4 separate regions of the Homo sapiens genome follow, and regions 1, 3 and 4 are each linked to region 2. The links are chromatin loops, found by intact Hi-C in ENCODE. Cell type or tissue: PC-3. All regions are shown on one strand. Region 1 has its middle 130 kb from the start of RAB12. Region 2 holds the start of LOC105371974 (a long non-coding RNA gene). Region 3 overlaps PTPRM (protein tyrosine phosphatase receptor type M). Region 4 overlaps PTPRM (protein tyrosine phosphatase receptor type M).

Region 1 (5,000 bases), 1.2 Mb after region 2:
AGTCCCAATCTGTCCGCTGTGTGTGTTCAGCAGCCCAGGTTCAGCAGTGGAAGCAGCAGGAAGGTGGATTGACCTAGGATTGTGATTTTGCTAAGCAAGGCAGGGACACTGAGGGTATTGATCAGAGAGAGATTGAAGAATCAGAGGTAGGGGGAAGAAACAGAGGGGGAGGAGATCCTCAGAGCAGCAGGCCTCCATCCTGGCTGTGCATCAGAGCTCCCGGGGAGCTCTGAAAAACTCTAGGCGTGCCCAACTCCAGCGATTCCGATTTAATTAGACTAGGGTGGAGTTGGGACCTTGCTGGCTTCTAAAGCCCTCCAGGTGATTGGAGTAAGCAGTCCGGGCTGAGCTTCAGCTCAAAGCAGCACTTCTTAAGGGTGGTCCCGCAGTAGCTGCAGCAGCAGCACTGCATATTTCTTGGAAATGCAAATTCATGAGTCCCACCCCAGACCTGCTGAATTAGACCTTTTGGGGGCGGGGCCCTCTGGGAGATTCTGATGTACCCTAGAGTTGGAGAACCACCGGGTGACAAGATCTGAGACGGAGCAGTGGCATTTGGGATGCTCAGAGCTGGAGTCGCCTGAGTGTGAGGAAGGACCAGGATGGGGTGGGTGGCTGACATGGAGTGCAGATCCAGGCCAATGGGGATCAGGGCCTTGGGAGATGGGGAGCTGGAGAGCTGGCTTGTCATTGTTTCAGGTGATGTGGGACTTGTGATAGGCAGAGTGTGTGGTGAGGAGCTCAGGGACACAAGTCTTCCATAGATGTTTGGGAGGGGGAGTTGGCAAGGGACAGTGACCATCGAAGGCAAATGCTGTGCGCAGAGGTTTTTGAATAGGGTCAACATAACTCCTCAGCTACAGGTCTGGAGAGCAGGAGAATGCGGACCCTGCTGTCCTGGGATTGCAGGTTAAAGGAGGTCCTCGCAGAGTGCAGTTCCAGGCATAGCCAGCAGGTGGAGGGGCGGAGGGAGTGCTCTAGGAGGAGGCGGAGGATGCAGAGGATGCCGAGATGGTGCACAAAGCAAAGCTTCCAGGGGCAGGTGGAAGGTCTTCAAAGAGGAGAGCACAGAATGGGAAGGGCGGGAGGGAGCATGATCAGGTGCCAGGGCCACACCCCTGCTGCACTCTTGCTGTGAGGTCTTGGGAGAGTTACCTAGCCTCTCTGAGCCCCAGTTTCTTCATCCGCAAGCGGGAGTGATGATAATAGGATCTCGGCTGTGGGTGTGAGGCATGGTGGGTCTCGCTGGTCTCCCAGGTCAAGTCGCGTCTGGGGCGGTGCAGCTTGGGTCTGGCTGCTGCTGGACTCTGGAGCCCTTGCCGGTGCCAATCTCAGTTGCTCCTCGTCTGTTTTCCAGGCCTCCCTTCATCCTGGCTTGCTGTCTATGGCGCAGAATCCTCACCATTTTACTTCTTTCCTGTATGATGCTGGGCAAAGCAGACAATCACTGTGACACTCAGTATTTTCATCTGTAACGGGTTAATCTCACCTCGCAGGATGGTGGTGTGATGAAATGAAATGGCATAAATGCAGACACCTGGCACATTACAGAGCCCGACTCCTGGCTTCCTTTCTCTCTCCTTTGCACCACATGCAGGGCTGGTAGGGGTCCAGCGCTTCATTTAGAAGTTACCTTGCCCTGTCTCTGATGACCCCAGCCGCTATTACAAATCCTCATCCTCTGTGTCTTTCAGAGGCTCTAAGGTGCTATAGGACAGTTTTTGAAATAATTCCTCCAGGTGCTAAGTGTGTGTGTGTGGAGGGGAGGGCAACAGGTGTGTCTCTTACTCCAGCGCCTTCTCTCCTGTGAGCTCATTAATCCAGTGGTTTTCCACCCTGTCTGCACACTATAATCAAATGGGGGAGTTTTCAGCATGTCACTGTCCATCTTCAGCCCAGGCCATAAGTCTATTCATCAGATTACTAATCTTGCTTTTTTATTACTGCTATTTGCGAGTCTGATGTGCTCCCAGCTTCCTGCAGAGGAACGCGGTACCCGGCAGAGTGGTGGGGAAGGTAGGTCGGGGCCTTGCAGAACTTCTCATGTCTCACTACTTGAAGAGGTGACCCCCCCACTCCCACCCCGGTCCCAAAGCTCCCTCGGGGCATGCTTCATGCTCTGCTAACTCTGTCGCCCCCTCGCCCACCCCCAGGACCAAGTGCACGTGTGTGAGACCTCACTGCTGCGACGCTGGAGGAAGGTATCTTTGCCAAATGTGTACACAAAGAGGACTGCTTATATTACCGAAGCACTGCACTAAGTTTGTTCCGGAAAACGCTGTTTTCCATGAGTGAAAACGGAGAGCTACCTGAGCCCCCATCAATTACCTTTGCCCTTGAGATCTTGAATTAAGTGCTTTTCAATTGAATCAGGCATAAGGAACAGTGTGCTTCTTGCCTGTTAATAGCAGACACCAACCCATTTTGAAAATTGCATTGGGAAATGTCTTCTTGGGGATTTGACAAAAATTGTTCCATGATTTTAAGCACAGCTTATTTTCCTCCTGTTTACACAAAGTTTGTAAGGAAAAAAAATGGTGATGTTCGGAACAACTGTGTAAATATGTTTACGGATGTACTTTTCTATAGTGTTAGTATCCAACACTAAAAGTCACCTAGCAACAAATTAAGGAACCATGAAAGAATCAGAGAAGCAGCACGCCTGCCTCCAGATCATAACCAGGAGGCCTGGTGAATCTTGGCCGCCAGTTGCAGATACCCTCATAGAAAACGTCCCTGGAACTTCACAAGCTTTGCTGTGGCTACAGAGCCATCTCGTGGTTCTGCACAGTATCAGCTACAAGGAAGAGGACTGCACCAGGCCTTCCTCAGTCTATCAGCACCTAAAATGCGGCTTGGGACAAGTCCTTGTTTGTAATCAATAAAATCCATTCCTTCCCACCGCACCGTGTCAGCGTTTGCGCTGCTCTCCTGAGTCGCGGGAGTGAATAAGACAGAAAGAACAGGTAAAGAGGAGGGCAGGCTTGAGAACTGACAAGAACTTGAGCTCTGGGAAATCTCTGTAGCTTAAGGAATAATATGTTCATCTATCCGTGGTCCTACGCAACCAATTTACTGGCTAGGCCAGGAGAAAGAGCTGTCTAGCCTTTTCCATGTGACAAGGAAACGGTAACAATAGATATGAGACCTTTCAGAATTTTCAACAATTCTCAAGGCTTGAAGCCTGGCTACCTTTGGGAAAAGACATTTCTGTAGGATGTGTCAGATCTCGTCCTTCCGTGTTTTAATGTTTCTGTCAAACAGTGTAGGTCAATGTCAGTGTTCTAGGATGCAATATTTATAGGGCTCCCTTTTGCCTGGCCTTATCTTGCTTTCAGGGAGAAATGCACAGCCCTGTCTGCAAACATGCTCTGTGGCCTTTTGATTTGATGTGTTCCAGTTTGAGTGACAGCTGGGTTTGTTAATTATGACTGCTATGTATCCTGGAGAAAATCTAGTAATCTTTATCAAATAATTTAAAATGAATAGTATAGTAACGTCTTGAAACACTTGGAATAAGCTTGAGACTTCTAGCAGAGAATCTGAAGAATAACTTGAGATCAACAATAACTCTACAGTTATCCACAGATAGATATTATGATGACTGGATTTTTTGGATTAATTTTTAAAAATTCAATATTGATATAGGTGCTTGGAAACAAAAGTAGCTAAATATGTTAGAAGGTACTGGAACCTCGGGATATGTTTCATGAGGTTGTATGTTAGTAACCAGATTGCAGGGGCATAAATCTATTGATGCTATAGGAGTTTTTCTTACAAATATTAATTAAACTTTCCATTAAAAAGCAAAACGTGTACATTATATAAATTTGAAACCATGTAAATTTCAAGAGACGATAAATGACTCATAGTCTTATTACTGTTAATATTTCATACATTGCTTTCAATTTTCTTTTTTCTTTTTATGCAGTGTTTAAAATACAGCTGGTGATAATAGACACATTGTTTCATTTTTCCTCTAACATTGTGTCTCTATGTTAGCTAATTTTTTATAAATATCATTTTAATAACAGCACAACAGTTCTAATATAGACAAAAAGTTATGCACAGACATACATTTACCTTGTTATTAAAAACACTCCCCAAAGCCTGGGCAACATAGTAAAACCTCATCGCTACAAAAAAAAATCTTTTTTTAATTGGTTGGGCATGGTGGTGTGCACCTGTAATCCTATCTACTCAGGAGGCTGAGGCAGGCTGATCCCTCGAGCCGAGGAGTTCGAGGCTCCAGTGAGCTATGATCGCAGCACAGCACTCCAGCCTGGGCAACAGAGCAAGACTTCTTCTCCTAACAACAACAAAAAACCTCCCAAAAGAGAAGCAAATATGTAAGCTAGGATTGCTTCTTAGTCCTTGCTATTATACATAACAGCAGTGCAAGTCTTTGTGCAAAAATTTATCTAGTTTTTTTTTTTTTTTTTTTTTTTTGAGACAGAGTCTCACTTTGTCACTCAGGCTGGAGGGTAGTGGCGTGATCTCGGCTCACTGCAACCTCCGCCTCCCGGGTTCAAGCAATTCTCCTGCCTCAGACTCCCGAGTAGCTGGGATTTCAGGCGTGTGCCACCATGCCTGGCTCATGTTTGTATTTTTAGTAGAGATGGGGTTTCACCATGTTGGCCAGGCTGGTCTCGAACTCCTGACCTCAGGTGATCCACCCACCTCGACCTCCCAAAGTGCTGGGATTACAGATGTGAACCACTGCACCTAGCCTAGATTTAGAATTATTACTTTAGGATGCAGTCCCAGAAGTAAAATGATTGCATCGAAGGGTATCCATGTATTCACAGGCCTCTATCACCATCCTGCTTTCCACAGGAGGTACCCACAAGCACTTCCACAAAAAATATCTGAGAATACTTACCTTACCTATATCTGTCGCATGAAATGCATGATGTTAAGAAAGGATTCAGAATTAACCCCTCCCGCCATGGACCAGATCATCATCACCCTGTCTTCAGTGAATGAACCCTCTGCCAGGG
Region 2 (5,000 bases):
CACTATTTATTATCACCATCATCATCATCCTCATCATCACCAGTAGTTTCAAAGCTCTTACATGGGACCATCCTTTCCAATACCCTAAAATGGCAACTACAAACTGTCAACCACTGCCCTCATTCATAAGATTCATGGTCACTATCCACAATATCAAAGACATGGAATCAAGCCAGATGGTCATTCACAATGGATAGGATTAAAAAAAATGTGGAATGTGTACATGTACACTGTGGAATACTATATAGCCATAAAGAGAACAAAATCATGTCCTTTGTAGCAACATGGATGCAGCTGGAGGCCATTATCCTGAGCAAATTAATGCAGAAACGTAAGCAAATACCACATGTTCTCACTTATAAGTGGGAGCCAAGGCCAGGCGCGGTGGCTCATGCCTGCAATCCCAGCATTTTGGGAGGCCGAGGCAGGTGGGTCACTTGAGGTCAGGAGTTCGAGATCAGACTGGCCAACACAATGAAACCCCATCTCTACTAAAAATACAGACATTAACTGGGCGTGGTGGTGGGCGCATGTAGTCCCAACTACTCAGGAGGCTGAGGCAGGATAATCGCTTAAAATCGGGAGGTAGAGGTTGCAGTGAGTGGAGTCCATTGCACTCCAGCTTGGGTGACAGAGTGACACTCAGTCTCAAAAAAAAAAAAATAATAAGTGGGAGCCAAACATTGAGTACTCACGGACATAAAGAAGGGAACAGTCAACACTGGGGACTGCAAGAGTGGGGAGGGACAGAAGGGCGTAATGACTGAAAAACTACCTAATGGGCACTGTGCTCAGTCCCTGGGTAATGGGATCATTCATACTCCAAACCTCAGCATCACACAATATACCCCGGTAACAAACCTGCACTTGTACCCCTTGCGTATAAAATAAAGGTTGAAATTATTTTGAAAAATAAGGCTCACTATGGCTTTCTCACAAAGAATATTCGAAGGCTTCCTTCTGGCTCTACCACACTATGGTTCCCTGGCACAGGTTCTTTAATCTACTTATTGTATCTAATCCAAAGCCATAATCACTTATTTCCACTCATGAACTGTGCCGTTTCAGTTTCATCTGCCAAGAGTTTTGTCAGAAAGCAGGGATACTCCAGATGTTCCACGGAGGCACTTTTTTTTTCTTTTTTTTCCGGAGTCTTGCTCTGTTGCCCTGGCTGGAGTGCAGTGGTGCGATCTCGGCTCACTGCAGCCTCTGCCTCCCGGGTTCCAGCGATTCTCCTGCCTCAGCCTCCTGGGTAGCTGGGATTACAGGCGCCTGCCACGACGCTGGCTAATTTTTTGTATTTTTAGTAGAGACGGGGTTTCACCATTTTAGCCAGGATGGTCTCGATCTCCTGACCTCGTGATCCACACGTCTCGGCCTCCCAAAGTGCTGGGATTATAGGCGTGAGCCACCGCGCCTGGCCTTTTTTTTTTTTTTTTTCTTTCAGAGTCTTGCTCTGTCGCCCTGGCTGGAGTGCAGTGGTGCGATCTTGGCTCACTGCAGCCTCTGCCTCCCGGATTCCAGTGATTCTCCTGCCTCAGCCTCCTGGGTAGCTGGGATTACAGGCGCACCCCACGATGCCGGCTAATTTTTGTATTTTTAGTAGAGTCAGTGTTTCACCATGTTGGCCAGGCTGGTCTCCCACTCCTGATCTCAGGTGATCCGCCCGCCTGGGCCTCCCAAAGTGCTGGGATTACAGGCGTGAGCCACCGGGCCCGGCCTCACAGAGGCACTTTTACAGAGGAGTGCCTGGTGCTGGACAGGTAACAAGTCCACATACTCTGGGCAGCGCCAAACACCCTGTGGAAACTACATGGCCACGGCAGTCACGCCTAGAATCCTTTGTGCGGTGTTCACATAGAATGCTTTGGCCCCCATTGTGCCACTCAGGGCACCTGCCTTGAAATACCCGCGACGCTCGGATCGGAGTCTGACGATGGTCAGCAGGTGGCACTCTCGTTTTAGGATTCCAGCCCCTAAGTAAGTAACAAGGGAAAATTTCAGGCCCATATAAAAATTTATTTATATATTTTTTTCTCTGCCAAGCCAGAAATGTACTCCATTTTCTTTAATCAGGTTCATTTACTTCCTACTGTGGGACTTCAATTGGGTAATAGTCAACCAGACTTCTCCCCCTGGCTACTTTCTTTCCTAGAGCAGGGTATTTACGTTTGAGATTTGCCGGAGTTTGGGAGCTGTATGTGAAGGCCTGGCAGAAACAACAGAAACGCTGTGTTTTACACGCAGAGCTCGACTGGCCCTCCCCGTTAGCTCCAAGTGGCCTCGTGCAGACACAAGGGCGCATCTGGCCGGGGCTATGTTTACCCTGGGGTGCCCAGACTGTGTCTGCTGCCCTGTCTGAGACCAGCAGAGCCCACAGGAGGGAGCCCCAAAGCTGGATGAAAGTCGCGGCAACAAGGCGAGGGAGGCTGAGTCTGAGGCTGAGGGCTCTAAGCTGCGCCTTGGTTTCCTCCTGCGAGGTGCAAAGGGCATGGACAGCTACAGACAGCAGTGGGAGCACTGGCTCACTCACTCCTTCACTCACTCATTCATTCAGCAAATACTCATGCAAAGCCTCCACTATTCCAAAAACTCCATTTTGTTTATGGTATCAGCCAGCGTTCAGCCAGGGAACAGAAGCCACACCAGTTATCTGAAGAGAGACAATGTAATAATAAAGAATTGTAAACCATGCATTCGGTTGAAGCTGGGGAACTAAAAAAACAAAAGGATAATGGTGGATGCCAGGGAGGAGGTAACAGCAGGGAGCGGCTGCCACCCCTGAGGCTGGAGACACCAGGACCTAAAAGCTCAGGGGCCCGCAGAGCTGCTCAGCTGCTGCCGGTCTCCGGGTGTGTGTGATGAGGTTGGTTCTGTGAGTGTTAGGAACACTGCAAACTGGATTCAGCTGCTGCTATGGTGAGGGACTGACACGGCTGGGAGGGAGTGTGAACACTCAAGAATGGGGAATGGACAGGAAAATCAAGTCCCTCCTTGCTCCCCTCCTTACCAGTTCCTTCTAGCACCTTCCACTGGCACAGCCTGACAGGAAGCTGGAGGCACAGCAAGGATGTGGCTCACAGTTCAACCCCACCCTCAGAGGGCAGAGCGCGGACGGGATTTGGAGCCCTGAGACAATAGTTGAGTCCCTGGCACACTCACAGAACCGCATTCTCACCCCCCTGGGCTGTGACCCAGCCTAGCAGTGGCGGGAGAGGGAGCGAGTGGGACTGGAGTATTGGTCCTCAGCACATGGCTCCCAGCCTAGACGGGAGAAGGGAGTCGGTTGACTCATTTCCTTTTATTGCTCAAATGTGACATAAAATTTCACTAAAGGTCACACCATAGCACAGCTTATTTCCTCTCTTTTGCCAGAAGTTCCTTATAAAATTTCCTCACTCTATCTTGTCACAGCCCCCGCACCCATGACATCTTCATGGTCTCTTAGTATGGTTTTACTTTTCATACAAATCGGATCCAAGGGGAGGGAAGCATGTCAAAATGCCACTGTGGGTCTTTTGTTGCATGAAAATGTACATGTTGCGTTGAATTAATGCACTTTTAAACTAGACCTAGCTACTATGCTTTTCAACAGCTTTCATCATGATGGTAACATCTTCCTTGTTAAATCTAATCAATTTCATAGGTATTGGCATTTCCATTCTTTGATAGGATGTTTACTTATGCATTTTTTTCTTTTCTTTTTCTTTCTTTTTTTTGAGACAGTCTTTCTCTGTCACCTAGGCTGGAGTGCAGTGGCATGATCTTGGCTCACTGCAGCCTCCGCCTCCTGGGTGCCTCAGCCTCCCGAGTAGCTGGGATTACAGGCCTGTGCCACCATCCCCAACTAATTTTTGTATTTTTAGTAGAGACGGAGTTTCGCCATGTTTGCCAGGCTGGTCTTGAACTCCTGACTTCAGGTGATCCACCCACCTCAGCCTCCCAAAGTGCTGGGATTACAGGCGTGAGCCACCGAGGCTGGCCTGCATTTTTTCTTTATTTTTTTGAGATGGAATCTCACTCTGTTGCCCACGGTGGAGTGCAATGGCACAATCTCGGCTCACTGCAACCTCCGCCTCCTGGGTTCAAGCGATTCCCCTGCCTCAGCCTGGGATTACAGGTGCCCGCCACCACGCCCAGCTAATTTTTGTATTTTTAGTAGAGACAGGGTTTCCTAGCTAATTTTTGTATATTTAGTTGAGACAGGGTTTCACCATGTTGGCCAGGCTGGTCTCGAACTCCTGACCTCAGGTGATCCAACTGCCTTGACCTCCCAAGTTGCTAGGATTACAAGCGTAAGCCACCACACCTGGCCTGCATTTTTTCTAAATTTGGGGAAAGTAGAGGTAGAAGGGATTGGGAAGGTTGAGGTCCAAAGGAGAAAAAACGGAAGTGAACGGGAAATTATTTTGAAGACTACGTGGCCACTGCCTTTTATCTAAGAAATGCATTGGACAACAAGCAACAATGGGCAAGACCAACCTGAAGCCTACAGTGGCTGAGAGAGACAGGAAGGTGGGTGGTTGGTGAAGGAAAGATACCAGACCAGAATTTTTTTTTTTTGAGACAGAGTCTCCCTCTGTCTTCCAGGCTGGAGTGCAGTGGCACCATCTTGGCTCACTGCAAGCTCCGCCTTCCAGGTTCACACCACTCTCCTGCCTCAGCCTCCCAAGTAGCTGGGACTACAGGTGCCCGCCACCACGCCCAGCTAATTTTTTGTATTTTTAGTAGAGACAGGGTTTCACCGTGGTGTCGATCTCCTGACCTCGTGATCCTCCCACCTCGGCCTCCCAAAGTGCTGAGATTACAGGCGTGAGCCACCGTGCCTGGCCACCAGACCAGAAATATTTAAGATGAAGGTTATGTCTGGTTTATCTTTGGCAATATATTGCCTTCTGCTTTTTCTTATGCTTCACAGCCCAGAAGCTTGAAAACGACATTTCCCCTTCTCCCTTGCTACAGGTGCTTTGCATACATCTTTAATCCTATCAATGAGATAA
Region 3 (5,000 bases), 600 kb after region 2:
AAATGTAATAAGTTATACTGGGTTCTGAATTAACAACAACAAAACCTGAAAACGAAATAGTGTACTCAGTAAAAATAACTTTCCACCCAGCCAAGCTTAGAGATACAGTGATAGAAATATATGTGTATAAATCTGTTTCTAGACCACCTACCTAAGGGAATAAATCAAGATGCACTGAGTTCAGTTATTTTAATTATCCTATAGCTCCCACAGAAAGGAGCTGAGGAGCTGAAAACACTAGGAGAAACAGAAAACCAAAAGCTTCCTTCAGAAATTCTTCACAAATGGCCTGGCGCAGTGGCTCATGCCTGTAATCCCAGCACTTTGGGAGTCCGCGGCGGGCGGATCACTTGAGGCCAGGAGTTCGAGATCAGCCTGGCCAACATGGTGAAACCCCGTCTCTACTAAAAATAAAAAATAAGTTAGCTGGGCTTGGTGGCAGGTGCCTGTAATCCCAGCTATTGGAGAGGCTGAAGCAGGAGAATCACCTGAACCCAGGAGGCAGAGGTTGCAGTGAACTGAGATCGTGCCACTGCACTCCAGCCTGGGTGACAGAACGGGTCTGTCTCAAGAAAAAGAAAAAAAAAGAAATTCTTTACAAATGATAAGTGACATATCCCACAGTGGGTAAATTGTTCACTGTATTATGGTGTATCCTAGGATACTATGCGTATCAGTGAAACATTCTTGGTAACGTGCACCATTTTTTTTTTTTTTGAGAAGGAGTCTCCCTCTATTGCCCAGGCTGGAGTGCAGTAGCACAGTCTCAGCTCACTGCAACCTCTGTCTCCTGGGTTCAAGCGATTCTCCTGCCTCAGCCTCCCGAGTAGCTGGAACTACAGGCGTGCACCACCATGCCTGGCTAGTTTTTTTGTATTTTTAGCAGAGACGGGGTTTCACCATATTGGCCAGGCTGGTCTCAAACTCCTGACCTCGTGATCTGCCTGCCTCGACTTCCCAAAGTGCTGGGATTACCGGCGTGAGCCTCTGTGCCCGGCCAACATGCACCATTCTTGCCAAAGACCTGAACTTTACCATCTTTACTCTTTTTTCAGCAAATTTGTTTGTAAAAACCATTTCCTCCCTGCCTCTTCCTTTCTCTCTATCCCGGTCACTCTCCCTGTATATTTGTATGTGTGTATATACCTGTAATAAAGTCATGCATTGCTTGATGACAAGGATGCATTCTGAGAAATGTATCGTCAGGCGATTTTTTTTCATTATGCGAACATGATAGAGTGCACTTACACAAATCGAGATGGTAGAGCCTACAGCACACCTAGGCTATGTGGTATGGCCTATTGCTCCTAGACTACAAACTGTATAGCATGTGACTGTATTGAATAACTGTAGGCAACTGGAATACTATGGTAAGTATTTGTGTGTCTAAACATGGCAAAGGTGCAGTAAAATTAGAGTATTACAATCTTATGGGACTGCAGTTGTGTATATGGTCCATCTTTCGCCAAAATGTCCTTAAGTGATGCATGACTGTGTGTGTGTGTGTGTGTGTGCATGTGTGTGTGTGAGAAATTCAAAACGTCTGTATTGATATAAACTCATTAGGTGATTTAAAAAAATTGGTTTAGTCAAATTAAATTTTCAAATTGGTTATCCTTTTTTAAATCACATGTCCAATCAAGTACCCAAGAAAGACATATTAATTTTCTGTAATGCATTCTCAATGATATAACATGATCCAAAATTCAGGTCATTTAGATATTGTTTGCTCTTTTAAAAACTTTAAAAAAAAACATTTAAAACTTTTATTATAAAAATGCTCAAAATACACATGAGTAAGAATCCACCCTCAAGCTTGTCTTAAAACAACACTCATAGCTGATAATTCTATGGGTCAGCAGTTGGGGCTGGGCTCAGCTGAATGGTTCAGCTGATCTGAGCCATGCATGGCTGATCTTGGCTGGGTTCACTTTTGCATCTGCAGTCAGCTGTCAGGTCAGCTGGTCCTAACTGGGAAGGCTGAATCCTGCTCCACATTGTCTCCTGTCCTCCAGCAGTCTAGCCTGGACCTGCCCCCGTGGTAGTGAGCATGTTCACATGTTGTTCCTTTCTCTGCTATCTTAGGTTTATTTAGCTCTGCTATCTTAGGTTTATGAATAAAATTAGATATTATTTATATATATACTTACAAGGATATAATGTTCCTCCTGAAGTTATCTAACTAATGTGCTGCCCCTTAAACTGAGAGGCAGCTTAGTATCATGCTTAAGAGCACAAAGTCCAGAGCACATTTCCCTGAGGTTCATATTCTGTCTCCACCACTTACAACCTACATGATCTTGAGCAAGCTACTTAACCCCTCTATGCCTGAGTTCTGTCCTTGTCTGTAATGAGTAAAAGAGTTAATATATGTAAAACATTTGGAAGAGTGCTCAGCACGTATTAAATATCATGTAAGTGTTAGCTATTATCAATTCCCATATTAATTGTTAATATAGATATATATTTAATGATTTGAAAGTTTTTAATAATTGGTTTTATAAGTATAATTAGCAGCTTTCATAATCACCATTAATTATTGTATCCTTTTGCTCTTATAATTAAATATATGTATTTATAATTTAACAGACTTGGTAGCATCTAAGCATTTAAATCACACTAGGAGATTTTTCACTCCACGTTGCACCTAGAATGATTATTTATATTTGAAAATTCATGTTTAGATATTGAAGATAAATTCAAGTGCCATGCCTAGTTTGTATTACTGACCTTGTTATGCTGATTTAAAGATGGATGTTGGTAACCTGTGTAATCGCATGATCATTGATACACATAAATTTTATGGGTGTAAGAAATTTCCTTGAAGTAAGAACTCTGTTATCTTGTCTTCTAGGCTAAGTTCAAATACATTTGGATAAAAACTGGGACCAAGGTTGAATTTTGACATATATCTATTCTATGCCAGTCACCCTTTTAAGAAGTATTTTACGTGATTTACCTTATTTAATTTATTCAACCACCTCTTTGATTAGGAAACTTGCAAAAGAGAGTTAGTTCACTTACTCAAGGACATACAAGGTGTGACTGAGTCAAGATCCTAATTCAGGTTGTTTGGCTACAGAGCTTAGCTTTTCCTACCAAGCTCAGGGAGCCCTCCTCAGGTCCTGCCCAGCACAGTCCAGAGTACTTTGCTTGCTTTAGTCCAATTCTTTCACAGTAGGCACTGTTTGTTTTTGAGTTTATGGACGAACTGACTCAGATTGAGAGTGATTTTCATAAGGTCACAGAACTAGCAAGTTTTGTAAGGTGAGATTTATCTACCAGCCTGCTCTTGGCAAGGAGTGTGACTCTCTCTGTGGCCTCTGCTGTTGGGATGCTGTGTGTGATAAAATCCCCTGCTTCTTTCTTTCCTGAACCCTTGCAGGAGCTTCACCAGAACCTCACAAGCATATAGTGTTGAAATGTTTATGTAATTAAGAAATTTATCCATGTTAAAATTATACCCAGCATTTGCTTTAATTTAAATTTCTTGGTTTAGTGGTAAGATAACTATTTTCCCAGACATCTCCATTCTAATTGTATTTCTGCTAATGCAGATTGCTTTTTCATATTATTTGCTAATTATTTATTGGTATTTTGATGCTTTTTCTGGTTAATTAATCCAACAGATTACTTAAATTCCAGACTTTTGATAATTTATAAACTTGATACTGTGTTGTTAGTTTAATGTGGACACCGTTTCATTTTCTCCACTGACTCACCTTGTTAAATTTTGACCATTCCTTCTTTCTGCCTTCTGATCAAGCAGTGAAAATTCCTGCATGACTCTGGTTTCTGACCCTAGTTGGGCTAATGAAACATCCTTTGGCTTCTTCTTCAGGAATGTGGGGAGCTGTCAATCAGGGATGTCAACAGAACCCTTGGAGTCTTTTGAACTGTTTTTTAGGACAAAGGATGATTTAGCAAGCTTCTTCTGAGTACCACTAGCAAGTGTTTGAATGTGTCAAAGACAGACCTTTAAAATATTTAAGTTTGGCCTGCATTTTATGTAAAAGCTAACTGCACAATTTCTTCTTAAGGCAAGTCATAGTTTAGCTGGTAGACTATCACCAGATAGCTCTGATCTGCAGACCATACTGAGTAGCATAGGCTTTTTTTTCACATGTGGAAAAAAAAGGTTTCTGAATCAACACTAATTTAGGGGAAAAATAAATGGAAGCTTATATTGTGATGGCTTATGTCATTCTGAGATTTACAACAGAAACTAACCCGTTTCTAAAGATGTCAATCAATGAAAAACTTGACGTATGGGAAATTAAACAGTCTCTTTAGAACGTTCTAAATAGTCAACCTGTCACTACTCAATTGTTGTATGTGTGGCTCATTTCCTGAGATACAGTCATTAGCGTCATCAGATAGTTAAAAGGTTGTGTTTGCTTTACTCAGTGTTTGTTTTTTACTTATAAATTACAAAGCTCACACCTAGTATTTTCTACCTAAGTCACTGAAGCAGTTTGTCTAAATGACACACTGTAATACAATTTAGTTCTCATTAAAGCTTCCCTTTTCTTATAAAAGGAGAGCACATTGCTTGTTACTACAGAACCCACCGGGTTTCCTCTCTGCAGTGAGCCTCTTCCAATACTGCTTTGTCTCTTATGATAACTGTGTTTCACAAGTCCCTTTTAAGATTGATGGTCCTAAATCCATAAAGTTTACAGCCACTTCTGGTTGTTACTTATGTAACTGTTGGTGAACTTAATGATCTGATTTGCTAATTCTGTGAATCTCTTTTTATTCTTTCTGTGCTCAGTGAAAACAACTTAAAATATGATATACAACTAAACTGTGAAGTTCTTGCTGCAGGAATAGGTCCAAGTTTGTCTCGTTTGTAGTTCTCAAAGTGCCCCAATACATAATGGGTGCTCAGATGAATCCTGCCATGGCTAAAAGTGACTAGTTAAGGTGAAATAATATATTTTTCTTCAGCTCAATATTTTTATGAATAATAAAAATGGCCGTTCAGTTGTGCTGTGAAT
Region 4 (5,000 bases), 350 kb after region 2:
GCTGCATGAATGCACTGTGCAGAGCTCCTAGAACAGTGCTGGGCGTGTAGCAAGCCTGGTGTAGGTGTAGTGAGCCTGGTGTGTGTGTGGCGAGCCTAATGTGTGTATCAGCTGCTGCTGCTGAGTAACCAGGCACATTCCCTCTGCTGTTCCTCCATTAGCTACTATTTTCAAGGAACTCAAAATGATCACTTTTTGCCTCTAACAGAATTTACAGAAACTCTACAAGAGCTTGAAATGCACCTATAGTGGTCAGGGAGCGTATATATTTAGGGAGAGTAATAAGATAAAATCTTTCATGAAAAAAGCTTTTAGAAGACTAAGAAAACATAAAGGTCTTTTTAAGCAGGCATCAGAATGTCATCTCGAATCTGTTTCCTTTGTTTCTTGATAGGAAAGTAGTTAAAACAACCTAATAGCTTATCAATAAATCAGAAGTTTCCAGATTTCCTGATTTGCTTTTGCTTGCTAGTAATTTTCCCGACTCTTATCAAATTGGATACAAATAGATGTTTTTAAAAGTCAAGTTGCCCACACTATTTGATTCTGTTTGCTATTTTTGGCTTAAAAATGAAGAAGAAATATGGCCTAATTCTTGCCCTGTGGTGAAATTATATTGCAAGGTAAGAGAATAGAAAATAAAGCTTTTCATTATCACCTCTCCATGACCTCTTGAATGAAAAGGTTGGGAGTTTGAGAGGTTCTTTTTTTTTGAGACAGAGTCTCGCTCTGTCACCCAGACTGGAGTGCAGTGGCGTGATCTCGGCTCACTGCAACCTCCGCCTCACGGGTCCAAGCGATTCTCCTGCCTCAGCCTCCTGAGTAGCTGGGATTACAGGCACCTGCCATGATGCCCGGTTAATTTTTGTATTTTTAATAAAGACTGGGTTTTGCCATGTTGGCCAGGCTGGTCTTGAACTCCTGATGTCAGGTGATCCGCCCGCCTCGGCCTCCCACAGTGCTGGGATTACAGGCGTGAGCAACAGCGCCTGGCCAAGGGGGTTTGTTCATCAAGATAGACTTCCTCTGTCTCTATCAATAACTGGCAAAGTTGCAGTGAGACCAGTTACTAGTGGTCAGTGTGTGACATTGGGGCCCATGAGCCTGGGTTTGAAACCCAGGTCCTCGGCATCCAGCTGAAACAGCCGTTTCAGCCTCTCAGCTTCATTTTCCTGTAATATAGAGAAAATACTTCCTACTGTGAGGCTAAAATGCCTTAACATTCATAAAAGCATCTAATGCTAGGCTCTTGTAATTTTAGCACCTTTTCCTCTGATGACATTCACTGGGAAAAGGAAAGGCTCTGTAGCCCCGTCTTCAGAACTAAATTCTCCAAAGCAGGACTTCATTCTAGGCTTGCTTTTAAACAAGATTATTTCCATATACCATCCAATCAGGTAATATGACATAGGAAATGCCCTTCCCTCTGTGAGACATGCACTCGCGTTTGGCAAAGACTGTGGTCACCACCTTCATTTAAAAGGGTTTAATGATCTTTGGACTTTAGCAGACTCCATAGAGTACAGCCCTGATGGACAGAGTTTAGGCAGAGAGAATATTTTCCATTTCATAATCTCATACACAGGGACCTAAATTCCACTATCAGGGACTTCTTTAATGACTCCAACTGTCAGCCTGGACATGAGTGACCTGAAGAACCTGTATGGAGAGTGGAAGGGGCATACAGATGACTTCTGCTGGTATGACCCTCTCCCCTCTCCCAGCCACACAGCTGGTGGCTTCACAAAGAGCTAGGTTAGCAGTGAGGTTGTCCTGTGTACAATTTCAGTGCCCCTTGCTCAGGGTCTAAGCCTGACCCATGTTGCTGCAGATTGTACACTGGGGTTATCTGGGTTATTTATTTATTTTTAGAGACAGGATCTCACTCTGTCATCCAGGCTGGAGTGCAGTGGTGCAATAGCTCACTGTAACCTTGAACTCCAGGGCTCAAGTAATCCCCCCAATTTGGCCTCCTGACTAGCTGGGACTGCTCCTGAGTATCTGGAACTCCTGTGTAAACATTTTAAAAATTTAAAATTTTTGTAGACACAAGGTCTCGCTCTGTTGCTGGGGCTGGAGTCGGGAGATTTTTGACACAATTCCGTGGTTTATCCAATCCATGCCTGCACCTGGGAGTGCATCACACTCAGCTCACTCTCCCCTCGGCACTATCCCCCTCTGCAGGTGGCTTAGTGTCCTTCCTCCAAGCAGAGGGACTTCCCTGGTCTCCTTCCTCTTCTCGAGGTTCTGGGATGACTCACACTGAAATATTGGTGGAATGAGAATCCCCTGTGGAAGTTGTTGTTTCCATCCCTGCCATTTCTACTCACCTCCTGACCTCACTGACTTGCACAACCAGCCACCCTGTCATTACTCTGGGTGGGACAATTTCCCTTTTCAATTTTTGGTTATCAGATGTTACCATCCTTTTGGGCCTCCGGATATGGGCCTTTTCCTTTGCAGGGTTATAGCTGTCTCCCTCAAAGGCTTGGTTTAGTCCAGCAGCCAGGCGGGGAAGCATTTTATTCCTCTCTGTCCTGAGGCATATGTCCTGAAACCATTCTGTTCTTGGCCTCCTCAGCCCTTGTATGAGATCCTGTCTTCCCAGAGAACTGGCCCTTCCCAGTGACCACCCATCTTTGGGGTAAAGGTCTTTATCCTCATGTTTCAGGACCTGACTCTGGGCCTTAGGGTACATGGAAGGAGGGAGATTTGGGGACACAGAATGCCCAGTAACCTGCGGTGAGGCTCGGTTCATTCTAGGAAGTATTTAGGAAGTATTTTGCAGGCCTTGTGCTAAGGGAATGTGAAGATGAGAAAATTCGGCGGGCACCAGAGGCATGGGAGTTGAGTACTTGGCTTTGCCAATGTTAAATGCCTCCTTCAACATTTCAGACAGGGAATTTTTGTAGTGGAGAGTAGAGCTGAACTTTAACTCGGTGATTTTTCCTGACAGAAGGTCCTCTCTAAGGACAGCAAGGAAATCAACAGTAGCAGTTAGTTAGGAAATGGGGTGTTGTGCGGTGCTACAGTGACTAGAGTCAGAAGGAGTTCCATTGATTCCAAATAAGAGGCCCTGCACAAATGGAGATTCTGATGTATGCAGCTCTCTACCTGTGTCTATTTGAAAACAAAAAGCCACCTTATTTTGTCTAAAATAATTTGAAGAATTTTTAGATGGCCACATGACAAAGATACCATTTCAATAAGTAATATAAAAAATATGTGGTGTGAACCTGGGAGGCGGAGCTTGCAGTGAGCCGAGATTGCACCACTGAACTCCAACCTGGGTGACAAGAGTGAGACTCCATCACACACACACACAAACACACATGCACGCACACACACACAGGATATGTATTCTGTGAACCACTATTCATTTCTGTATACCAGACTGAATTTTTAAAAGCATTTGAAGCATTCACTATTTTTCACATTAATATCAAAGCAGTAAAATAATCCAGAAACAAAAAAAGATAAGTAGCTTAATGATTCTACTTAAAATTAATGCAACTAATGTATTTCTGTTATTCCCTAGTGTATTGTTGTTGCAAAGTAGTTACTGTCTTTCAAATGAAAGTTTAAAACGATAACTTTCTGAAAATTGCAGCTATCATACAAAAACGTGATTGTAAATCGTTTGTCTTTTGCCATTTTTCTTAAAAGAATTAGATATTTAAAAGATCATATAATCTGTTAAAACCATTAGTTGGCATTTTAAGAGTCACTTCAAGAATGTGCTTTAATTTAAAGGAAAACTAAGCTTGAATTCATTTTCATCTTTTTTTTACTATATTGAAAATTTTAACATTTCAATTCTAGTTTTGTCCATGACTGTTAATAATTCAGTCATTCAGCAGATAATTGAGGGCCCACCCTGTCAGGCACTGTCCTAAATGCTGCTGCTGCCCAACAAAATAGACCCAAAATGCTGGCTTCATGGAGCTCACATTCCATTTGTGTACATTTCTATGGAACAGGCACTGTGTACTTTCCGTGCATGCTTGAGCAATTTTAATTCTTCTATCAGCCCAAAGAAGGCACTATTACTATCCCAGTTTAACAATGAGGAAGCTGAGGTTGGCAAGGTTCGCAGTTTCCAGCTCATCTCCATCTACGTGATGCTGGTTTCATGACCACTGTGCAGTCACTTGCTTTAGAGTGGTTTGAACCATTGAGTTAGCTTCACTGAGAAGTATCATGGAACCACTTACACTGATATTACGAAGTATGCTTCAAAATGATGGTACACTCATGGAAGCAGCCTCAGAGGAAAGCCATTAAGATGGCGGGGGTGCCAATCATGTCATATGAGGGCAATTGTAAGATATTATTGAACTAAGATCAATGGGTACAGGGTTTGGGAGGAAGGATTCAGGTCAATGTAGGGAAGAACCATCTAACCTGTCCACAGAAGGGATGGATTGCCTAATTAAATGCCGAGATTAGAGAATTTAGCCTCGTGGATGTGGTCAAGAGGATTCAAGCATTAGGTTGATGATCATTTAGATCAGCTTCCCACACCTGCTCATCAGAATGATCCAGCCACTTGTTGAAAGGATGTGTTCTGGTTACCCTGAGATGTTTTCATTCATTAGATTTAGGGTGGGGCCTGAACATCTGAATTTTTAATCAACACAATAGGGGACCTGTTGCTGGGTAGAGGGTGGTGGGGTATAACAGAGGTCACAAATGTACAAAAGCCCTTTTTGGAGGAGCATGTATGAAATGTTTTAGGAACTGAAAGGTCAGCTTTGTGGTTGTACTCAAGAGAGTGAAGGGCAAGTTGTATTAGAAAAAAGTAGACATATAGGTGTGAGCCAGAAATTGGAGGTTTTCCAGAACCACATTAAAGATTTTAAGCACAACTGAAACCATTTTAGCCTAGAGTAACATAGGGTAACCAGATTTTGTGTGTGTGTAGTGTGTGTGTGTGAATGTGCAGACCCACACACTCAAAATACACATCATATTTTTAAAGATCTCTCAGACTGTGAAGA

Evidence for each region. A loop is a pair of places that touch in the nucleus more often than their neighbours do. Peaks named below come from ENCODE experiments on the same cell type or tissue, not always from the same donor. Only the 100,000 strongest peaks of a DNase experiment are listed, where the experiment ranks them.
Region 1: a loop joins it to region 2, with 16 times the contacts of the local background. A loop is called at or near these places in 44 of 110 quality-filtered maps.
Region 3: a loop joins it to region 2, with 8 times the contacts of the local background. A loop is called at or near these places in 2 of 110 quality-filtered maps.
Region 4: it touches region 2 in a loop (5-fold over the local background); 7 of 110 quality-filtered maps call a loop at or near these places.

The regions. Positions count from the first base shown.
Region 1 is chr18:8,477,906-8,482,905 of GRCh38, forward strand. No RefSeq gene overlaps it. Among named protein-coding and RNA genes, the nearest start is that of RAB12, 130 kb to the right of the region's middle. In PC-3, CTCF peaks have their summits at 948 (motif pointing right) and 2,778 (motif pointing left); DNase peaks (open chromatin) are centred at 966 and 2,776.
Region 2 is chr18:7,270,521-7,275,520 of GRCh38, forward strand. LOC105371974 (a long non-coding RNA gene) reads left to right here and starts at 1,879. Exons shown (of 4, transcript XR_935121.4): 1 at 1,879-1,980. In PC-3, CTCF peaks have their summits at 1,955 (motif pointing right) and 2,156; DNase peaks (open chromatin) are centred at 1,951 and 3,171; H3K27ac peaks cover 653 bases.
Region 3 is chr18:7,874,625-7,879,624 of GRCh38, forward strand. The region is part of intron 2 of PTPRM (protein tyrosine phosphatase receptor type M); the gene reads left to right. Among named protein-coding and RNA genes, the nearest start is that of PTPRM, 310 kb to the left of the region's middle. In PC-3, a CTCF peak has its summit at 3,122; DNase peaks (open chromatin) are centred at 3,207 and 3,807; H3K4me3 peaks cover 1,394 bases; H3K27ac peaks cover 2,467 bases.
Region 4 is chr18:7,624,840-7,629,839 of GRCh38, forward strand. All of the region lies in intron 1 of PTPRM (protein tyrosine phosphatase receptor type M), which reads left to right. Among named protein-coding and RNA genes, the nearest start is that of PTPRM, 60 kb to the left of the region's middle. In PC-3, a CTCF peak has its summit at 2,188; a DNase peak (open chromatin) is centred at 2,252.